Linked DNA regions of Homo sapiens: region 1 is linked to region 2. The links are chromatin contacts, found by POLR2A ChIA-PET in ENCODE. All regions are on one chromosome and are shown on one strand. Each heading gives the region's core, a stretch centred on a gene start or an enhancer-like site at or near the end of the contact. The rest is flanking DNA. Distances are from core to core; before and after follow the strand shown.

Region 1 (5,147 bases), core at 1,089-3,588, 540 kb before region 2:
ACAAACAGACTCCCCTTCACCACTAAGTTATGATTTCTGGCTAATGGGTGATCATGTCCCACCCTGGTCTGGTAGAGAAGCCACACTTGCCAACCCTCAGGGCCAATGGTCCACCCTAGAACTGTTCTAGGACTGGCATTTCCCCTGGTTTCAGGCATTGTGGCCCTTTGGGATGGTGGGGAAGGCTTCTGCACCAACAACTCTGCAGGACCTGCCTTGAAACTGCAGAGCACTCTTGGGAAGAAACCACACAGGTTGACATTTGGGTCTAGAACAGTGTCATCGCCCCACCACTGGTTTCTGTAATTCTTCTTCTGTTTTCACAGACCCTTATCTGGTGACACACACACACACACACGCACTGTATGTGTAAAATCCAACCAAAAATGAAATGGAGTGCCTCATTGGTGGCATTTTCCAGAGTCAACCAAAGATGTACGGGAGTCAGATAATTTAGCCCTGCAGTTATAGAATTTAGAGTTTGAGAGAGAACATGAACATTGTGCAACTCATTTCAGCATAGTCTGATGAGCAATGTAATAAAAATACATGCATGATGATTTGGGTACCCAGGGGATGAAACTCTGCCTGGGATGGGATCAGGGAAGGCTTCACAGAGAAGGAGGCATGGAAGTTTTGAAGGTCAGGTAGAGGAGGGAAGGTTTCCAGAGAGCTAGAGGAGGGAAGTTTATTCCAGGCAGAAGTAATAGAGCATCCGGACTGTATGGACTGGTGGATAACAGAATCCACCCAAGAGTAAGACATAAAACATGATTGCAGGCAGAAACCCAGGCAACACTCCTGTGTGCCCCCAAACTCACCTTTCCTTTCAGGGTGCCCAGGTGGTCCCACTGTCTTTGATGCATCTGAAAAAAATAAAAACCCCTGGTTTTGGGGATCTCTAGCAGTTCCTCTAATTCCATTGTAATGCCTTTGTGTCCTGAGCTTTTTTTGGTAGAGGGAACAGAGCCTCACTCTGTCACCCAGGCTGGAGTACAGTAGCACAATCATAGCTCACTGCAGCCTTCAACTCCTGGGCTCAAGCCATCTTCTTGCCTCAGCCTCCCGAGTAGCTGGGACTCCAGGTGTGCACCACCACACCTGACTAATTTTTATTTTTTAATTTTTTTGTAGAGATGCGGTCTTGCTATGTTTCCCAGGCTGGTCCCTTAATCCCAGTTTTAAATAATACCTCCCCATCTTGGCCTCACAAAGTGCTGGGATTATGTCCTGAGCTTTTGGCACACTGTTTCCCACTGAAATCTCTTTCAGAAAAAAATGTTCCACCCATCCAACCTCTCTCACCTGCTGCCCCACAGTCAGACAGGCAGAGCTGGAAAAAGTAGCCATGACTTACTCTAATCTGGGCTGGAACATCTCACAGTGATTCCTAAATCAGTCCTTCTTTGGGTGGGAGGAGAGTCCCTTTGAAAAGTTTTAAAGTTGTGGTTTTACCTGTCCCTTTCCCGTTTTCCTCAGGGATGCCAAAATGTGGGTCTAGAGTGGTCCCTTTGCTGACACTGAGTGACCAGAAGAAAGGAGCTACATTATTTATCTTCTTGTTGCCAATAAAACTCACATCAGTCCGTTATGACCAGGCATGATCTGGACTCTTGGTCACTTTAGTAGCCAAATGATCACATGACAGTTTGCAGGACAAACTGTCACTTATATTATTTATTAAATTCTCACATTCTCTTATATTATATTCACTTATATTATTTAATTTAATATATAATATAATTTACTTAATAAAATAATTTAATTCACTTATATTATTTATTTATTTCTCACATTCTCACATCTCAAGGATCCACAGCAGAGCCTGCTCAGTAAATAGTTGTTAAATGAATACGTCCTGCAAGGGAAATAATGATTGTTGGAACTAAAGTTAAAGACAAATGGACTCAGAGAGGGTAAGTGACTTACCTAAAGTCACACAGCTAAGAAGAGGGTAGACTGGGATTTGAACCCAGTTTGATTTCAGATCCTGAGCTGTCTCTATTCTGGACACTGTCTCTTTCTTGGACTTAACACTCAACTCATCTTCCCTGGAATTCTGAGCTGAGAATTCCTCCAGAGCATCACTGTTGTAGGATGGTCACAGTCTCCAGAAAGTGAGCTGAAGGTGCTTCCAGCCCATGCCAGATGGGTTGTTCTAGTCCCGGCCCCATGGCCAAGGTGAGGTGCCCACCCCTTGCTGCTTCCAGCACATTTTATGGAAGGTTTGGAATGAACGTCAACATGGGTGACCTTCTGCTATCTAGAGGTCCAGCCTGCTTGGATTCACAGCAGCAATAACAGACAAGGTAAGATGCATCCAGCGTGCAGGTTGGCAAATGTCCAAGAGGTAGACAAAAATTCATCTTTCCATCCAAATACCTGTACAAGCTCAACCCAATGAGCTTGTGAAACACAATACCAGCAGTTCTGGGGGCCCATCTTGCCACTAATACTAGTCTCTAAATTATGCCCAGACCCCCAAGATCTCCACAAGGCTGGGTTCCAAACTCTCACCCCCAGTCACCAAGGTCTGTGTGCAGACAGAGTGATGGATCCCTCTCAATGCCCCATGAGCATGTCAACTCCCTTCATTGCAAGACAGCTCCTGAAAAAAACCTCCCCAGGCTCCAGCATCTTGGGTTTAATCAGTGCCACCTTGGTCTATGCAAAGATAGACATCCTTGTCTGGGGATCGAGGCTCCAGGGACAGCTTTTGCATCAGAACCCCTCTGGGTCTCCCTTTCTGTTAGGAAAAAAAAATAGTTTCAGTGGGAGCCTAGAGCCCATGATACTTGGATTGTCCCTGGAGGATTGTGGAAAAACATTTACTCATCTCTCAATTAACCATGGGGAAAATGGGCAACACTGATGCAGATAATTGGATATGGCAGATACCCAAGTCCTTTTGCTTGGATCTAAGAAGAGAAAGGAGATGAGGGAATCCATTACTACAAAGGGACCCTCATGTTCCAAAGGAAATCTGATGTCCAGGAGATTTTTTTCTGCATTAAATACTGGGGCAGTGATGGTGGTGGCACAGCCAAGAGGCAGATTCCCTGGTCAGGACATTTCTTCCACTGAGTTCCATCCTTGAGGGGCTTCCAAGACTCAGGCAAAGCAATGGTCCAGAGACAGATAGATCATAGAGAGACCCTGCCTCTACAAAAACATTTTTTAAAGATTAGCTGGGCATGGTGGCACACACCTGTAGTCCCATATTCCCAGATACTTGGGAGGCTGAGGTTAAAGAATTGCTTTAGTCCAAGATTAATTTCTTCACAAGGGTCAGTAACAGTTCATGGACCACAATTTGAGTGGCACTGCCATAGACCATGAGTTCCTCAATGGCAAGAGCCTGCAATTATTCATTTTTGTATAACTGGTGACCAAGGGACATGGACACATTAATGTTTACTAAATAGGAAGGGCTGAAACAGACAGGAGTTTAGAAAAAGAAATCAAGATATGGAGAAATGAGCAGTGGGATTTGGATGCTCAACACCTAGCACAAATTGACTGGCACCAATGATGGATGGATGGATGGATGGATGGATGGATGGATGGATGGATGGATAAATGAATGGATGGATGGATGGATGGATGGATGGATGGATGGATGGATGGATGGATAAATGGATGGATGGATGGATGGATGGATGGATAAATGAATGGATGGATGGATGGATGGATGGATGGATGGATGGATGGATGGATAAATGGATGGATGGATGGATGGATGGATGGATGGATGGATGGATAAATGGATGGATGGATGGATGGATGGATGGATGGATGGATGGATAAATGGATGGATGGATGGATGGATGGATGGATGGATAGATAAATGGTTAGAGGGATGGATGATGGATGGATGGATGGATAGGTAGAGGAATGAGTGAAGGGATGGAGGGGTGGAGGATGAATTGATGATGGATGAAAGGGTATAGAAATATATAGAACAAACCATGAAAATTGTTTTTGACTACACCATGTCATTATAAAGAACAAGGGAAGAGAAAACATGACAGAGAAAACATGTTAATACTCTCGACATGTGCCTCAAATATTAATAAATTATTATTAGTAATAAAGGATTAATATTAATCCTCTGAATTCCAGCTCCATTTTTTGCCATTGCTGTGTGCCATCCACATTCATTGTCTTGATAGAGGTAACTCCTGCTTAATGTCAATTATACGTTTCTGAAAAGCAGATGCTCACAAAATTGTCCACTGGGACTCTATATTCCATTATTTCAAATGTGAAAAGGCTGTATTGTACCTCAACCCAAAAGTCTCAAATAATTTCCTGGAATATAGCTGAAACTAGTAAAAGGCTTGTGTATCAGTAATCAGTAACAAACTGTCATGTTAGGATATGAAATATTTAAAATACTGCTTCCTGTTAACCAAAAAAATGAAATGGTTAGTTTGATATGAGGTCATATTTCTCTTCATGGCTTCCTTTTCCAAGATTTTCTTTCACTCTCTCAGCTTTTGGGAAACTCATTGCAGAACATTAACCTTTGCTTTTGCCAAAATATAGAAAGCCTTGGGGAAATAAACTCAGGACAAGAGCACAACAGTATAGAATGCTTCACACTGGGCCAGGAGTGGTGGCTCACCCCTGCAATCCCAGCACTTTGGGAGGCCAAGGCAGGGTGGATCATTTGAAGTCAAAAGTTCGAGACCAGCCTGGCCAACATGGTGAAACCCTGTCTCTACTAAAAATACAAAAATTAGCTGGGTGTGGTGGTGTGCACCTGTAATCCCAGCTACTCGGGAGGCTGAGACAGGAGAATCGCTTGAACTTGGGACAAAAAAGTTGCAGTGAGCTAAGATCACGCCACTGCGCTCCAGGCTGGGTGACAGAGGGAGACTCCAACTCAAAAAAAAAAAGAATGCTTCACACTGAGTGTGACATTATGATAACATGTCTTAGGACCAGCAATATCTGAGACACACACTCTCTTTTGTTATCACTTGGGACACTTTTTCTTCATGTCATTTTACGTAAAATCTTGTATTTATTGGGAGGCAAAGATTGCTTGAGCCCAGGAGTTTAAGATTGCAGTGAGCTATGATTGCTGCCTCCAGCCCAGGTGACAGAGTGAGACTCTCTCTCAAAAAACAATCTTGTATTTA
Region 2 (5,075 bases), core at 271-2,770:
GCCTCAGCCTCCCTGAGTAGCTGGGATTACAGGTGCACCATCATGCCTGGATAATTAAAAAATTTTTTTAGGCTGGTCACAGTGGCTTACACCTGTAATTCCAGCACTTTGGGAGGCCAAGGTGGGCAGATCACTTGAGGTCAGGAGTTCGAGACCAGCCTGGCAAACTTGTTGGAACCCTGTTTCTACTAAAAATTCAAAAATTAGCCGGGCGTGGTGGCACGCACTTGTAGTCCCAGCTACTCAGGAGGCTGAGGCAGAATTGCTTGAACCTGGGAAGCGGAGGCTGCACTGAGCTAAGATAGCACTACTGCACTCCAGCCTGGGTGACAAGAGTGAGATTCTGTGTTAGAAGAAAAGAAAAGAAAAAATATATTGTAATTTAAATTAATTTATTTAGAGACATGGTCTTTCTCTGTCCCCCAGTCTGACCTGGAACTCCTAGGCTCAAGCAATCCTTCCACTTCAGCCTCCTGAGTATCTGGGACCACAGGCTTGTGCCACTGTGCCCAGCAAGAGCTCATTTATTTTAATTAATGAGTTCCCATTGTCTGAAAGTACCACTGTTTATTTATTCATTCAACTCCCGAAGGGCATCTTGGTTGCTTCCAAGTTTTATGCAATTATGAATAATACTGCTGTAAACATCCGTGTGCAGGTTTTGTTTTGTTTTGTTTTTTTGGTTTTGAGACAGAGTCTCACTCTCTCGCCCAGGCTGGAGTGCAGTGGCGCCATCTCGGCTCACTGCAAGCTCTGCCTCCTGGGTTCACGCCATTCTCCTGCCTCAGCCTCCCGAGTAGCTGGTACTACAGGCACCTGCCACCATGCCCGGCTAATTTTTTGTATATTTAGTAGAGACAGGGTTTCACCGTGTTAGCCAGGATGGTCTCGATCTCCTGACTTCGTGATCCTCCCGCCTCGGCCTCCCAAAGTGCTGGGATTACAGGCATGAGCCACCGCACCCGGCCAGTTTGTTTTTTTTTTTTTGAGTCGGAGTCTCCCTGTGTCGCCCAGGCTGGAGTGCAGTGGTGTGATCTCGGCTCACTGCAACCTCTGCCTCACGGGTTCAAGTGATTCTCCTGCCTCAGCCTCCTGAGTAGCTGGGACTACAGGCACATGCCACCACGCGCAGCTAATTTTTGTATTTTTAGTAGAGACAGGGTTTCACCATATTGGCCAGGCTGGTCTTGAACTCCTGACCTCGTGATCTGCCCGCCTCGGTCTCCCAAAGTGTTGGGATTACGGGTATGAGCCACTGCACCTGGCCCATGTGCGGGTTTTCTTGTAGACATGAGCTTTCAACTCGTTTGGGTAAATATCTAGGAGTGAAATTAATTGGTTATATGGTAAGAGTATGTTTAGTTTTGTAAGAAGCTGTCACACTGTCTTCTAGAGTGGCTGTACTGTTTGGCATTTCTCTCAGCAAAGAGTGAGATTTCCTGTTGCTATATAGGAAACATCTTTTTTTTTTTTTTTTTTTTTTGAGTCAGTCTTGCTTTGTCACCCAGGGTGGAGCACAGCGGTGTAATCTCAGCTTATTGCAACCTCCACTTCCCGGACTCAAGCACTTCTCATGCCTCACCCTCCCGAGTAGCTGGCATTACAGGCATGCACCACCACGCCCGGCTAATTTTTGTATTTTTAGTAGAGATGGGGTTTCACCATGTTGCCCAGGCTGATCTCGAACTCCTGGCCTCAAGTGATCCACCCACCTCGGCTCGCAAAGTGCTGGGATTACAGGCGTGAGCCACCACTCCTGGCCATATAGGCAACAAAATTTTTAATTACGGCAACATCTAGAAAAAAATGTTTTATCCTATATCCTGCATTTTTCTTTTTCTTTCTTTTTTTTTTTTTTTTGAGATGGAGTCTCACTCTGTCACCCAGGCTGGAGTGCAATGGTGCCATCTCGGCTCACTGCAACCTCTGCCTCCCAGGTTCAAGCAATTCTCCTGCCTCAGCCTCCCAAATAGCTGGGATTACAGGCTTGTGCCACCACACTCTGCTAATTTTTTGTATTTTTAGTAGATATGGGGTTTCACCATGTTGGCCAGGCTGGCCTTGGACACCTTGCCTCAAGTGATCCGCCTGCTTTGGCCTCCCAATATCCTGCTTTTTTCTGTAAAAATAGTATGAAAATATTTTACATATTGTTAAAGAAAATCTACAAACATTTTTCATAACTGCATATTGGATCTTATCACGTGATTGTACACAGCGTACCGGATACCTCAGGCTTTGCACTAACTGAATATTAAAATAACAATAACAGAAGCATTGTTATATGTAAATATTTGCCTATTTCTCATATTTCTTTCTCATGGATTCCCAGCAGTGGAAATACTGGCTGGAAAAAGGCAAACACGTTATGATTCTTGGTACATGTTGCCAAGAGCTCACCAGAAGCCTGAAATTTATGCTAAAAGCAGCAAGCTGGCCGGGCACAGTCGCTCATGCCTGTAATCCCAGCACTTTGGGAGGCTGAGGAGGGTGGATCACCTGAGGCCAGGAGTTTGAGACCAGCCTGGCCAACATGGCAAAACCCCATCTCTACTAAAAATACAAAAATGAGCTGGGCATGGTGGTGTGTGTCTGTAATCCTGGCTACTAGGGAGGCTGAGACAGGAGAATCACTTGAACCTGGGAGGCAGAGGTTGCAGTGAGCCGAAATTACGCCACTGCACTCCAGCCTGGACGACAAAGCAAAACTCTGTCAAAAAAAAAAAAAAAAAAAAAAAAGCTGCAAGCTGGGGTAAGAGTCTTCAGGAAAAAAAAAAAAAGGTTAGATTAAAATAGACAAAAGATGTCTCATTCTCTTTTCTTTTTTAGAGATAGAGTCTTACTGTGTTGCCCAGGCTGGGGTGCAGTGGAACTATCATAGCTCACAGAAGCCTCAGCCTCCTGGGTTCAAGTGATCCTCCCACCTCAGCTTCCCAAGTAGGTGGGATTACAGGCATGTGCGACCATACCCAGCTAATTTTTATTTTTTGCAGAGATGTGGTCTCACTACATTGCCCAAGTTGGTCTCAAACTCCTGGGCTCAAGTGATTCTCTCACCTTGGCCTCCCAAAGTGCTGGGATTACAGGCATGAGCCACAGCACCTGGCTAAGAATTCCTCTTTAAGTTTTAAAGAGAGACAACTCAGTACATTGCTTGACCATTTTGCCCTCTGCTCTTAAGCTTAGAAAATGCTTTCACATCTCAGAGATTTAAAATCCATTTCCAGCTGGGCACAGTGGCTCACGTCTGTAATCTCAGTACTCTGAGAGGCCAAGGCAGGCAAATCACTAGAGACCAGGAGTTTGAGACCAGCCTGGCCAACATGGTGAAACCCCGTCTCTACTAAAAAGACAAAAATTAGCTGGGCAAGGTGGCACATGCCTGTAATCGCAGCTACTCGGGAGGCTGAGGCAGGAGAATCGCTTGAACCCAGGAGGCAGATGTTGCAGTGAGCCGAGATTGTGCCACTGCACTCCAGCCTGGGCAATAGAGTGACACTCCATCTAACATAATAATAAATAAATCCAAAGAACTTAGTAAACTCCTTTGGTGTCACAAAGCTGTTTGATGACAGAATCAGTATTATAACCTGGAAGTTCAAACTCTGGCTTGGCGCTTTTTCTTATTTTATAGCTAGTCTTTGAGGTAAGATTTGTACTGTTAATTCATTCTGCCTACCCATCCACACACAAAAAATTATGAGGTCAAAAATAAATAATTTGAAATAGAGCAAAAGTAGAGGAAGTAGTGAAGGAAGAAAGGATTCTGGAATTCCATAAAAGTTTTGTGTTTTCTTTGTTTGTTTGTTTTTTGAGATGGAGTCTCACTCTGTCACCTAGGCTGGAGTGCAATGGCGCAATCTCGGCTCACTGCAACCTCTGTCTGCCTCCTGGGTTCAAGCGATTCTCCTGCCTCAGCAACCTGTGTAGCTGGGATTACAGGCGCCTGCCACCATATCTGGCTAATTTTTGTATTTTTAGTACAGACAGGGTTTCACCATGTTGGCCAGGCTGGTCTCAAACTCCTGACCTCAAATGATCCACCCGCCTCGGCCTCCTAAAGTTCTGGGATTCCAGGCGTGAGACACCGCGCCTGGCCTGTTTCTTTTCTTTTCTTTTTTTAATTGAGACAGGGTCTCGCTCTGTCACCCAGGCTAGAGTATGGTAGTGCCATCTCAGCTCAATGTGGCCTCAATCTGGGCTCAAGCAATTCTCCCATCAGGCTCCTGAGTAGCTGAGACTATAGTTGTGCACTACTATGCCTGGCTTTGCTGCTTTTTGATCTGATAACAGAAAATGGCCTGTATCAGCGACATAATCAGAAGTAGATAACAAAACCAGCTGGTTAAAAGGAAATTGCAAAAGAATAATACACCTCTTTGGTCAGGTGTGGTGGCTCATGCCTGTAATCCCAGCACTTTGGGAGGCCGAGGTGGGTGGATCACTTGAGTTCAGGAGTTTGAGACCAGCCTGGCCAACATGGTGAAATCCCGTCTTCAATATAAATACAAAAATTAGCTGGGCGTGGTGGCAGGTGCCTGTATTTCCAGCTAATCGGGAGGCTGAGGCAGCAGAATTGCTTGCAGCCAGGAGGCGGAGGTTTCAGCGAGCCAAGATCACACCTTTGCACTCCAGCCTGGGTGACAGACAGAGACTCTGTCTCTAAATCAATCAATCAATCAATCAATCAACCAATCACCTCTTTCACATGCCCCTAACACTGATCATGAAGGGGGTCAACTCACTGAACTACAAGAAATTGATTATGGTTACAGAAAATGTCATAAGTTGTATGTTTGTAGAGCATTATCTGCACACACACATATTCACTTTTCCATGCTTGTTATTCAGATAGCAGCTGCATTACATTTATATCATCCCAGCTATTGGCTTAGTAGCCAAGAATCTATATAGAGTTATAGGGCAGTGATAAAGATACGGTTTTAGAAGGCATTTACTATAGATTTTTTTTTTTTTTTTTTTTTTTGAGACGGAGTCTTGTCCTGTCACCCAGGCTGGAGTGCAATGGCACGATCTCAGCTCACTGCAACCTCCACCTCCCGGGTTCCAGCAAT

Evidence for each region. ChIA-PET counts read pairs that join two places held with the same protein, here RNA polymerase II (POLR2A).
Region 1: POLR2A ChIA-PET joins it to region 2 with 16 read pairs in naive thymus-derived CD4-positive, alpha-beta T cell. The contact joins the promoter of OR2Z1 here to the enhancer-like site in region 2. POLR2A ChIA-PET finds 5 or more read pairs at or near these places in 2 of 52 experiments (activated T-cell and naive thymus-derived CD4-positive, alpha-beta T cell).

Annotation. Positions count from the first base shown.
Region 1 is chr19:8,718,825-8,723,971 of GRCh38, reverse strand. OR2Z1 (olfactory receptor family 2 subfamily Z member 1) reads right to left here and starts at 2,338. Exons shown (of 3, transcript NM_001004699.3): 1 at 1,930-2,338; 2 at 822-866.
Region 2 is chr19:8,177,481-8,182,555 of GRCh38, reverse strand. No RefSeq gene overlaps it. Among named protein-coding and RNA genes, the nearest start is that of CERS4, 29 kb to the left of the region's middle. Within about 2 kb of position 1,520, at least 5 of the 41 ENCODE cell types and tissues checked have a DNase peak (open chromatin) inside an H3K27ac peak, as active enhancers do.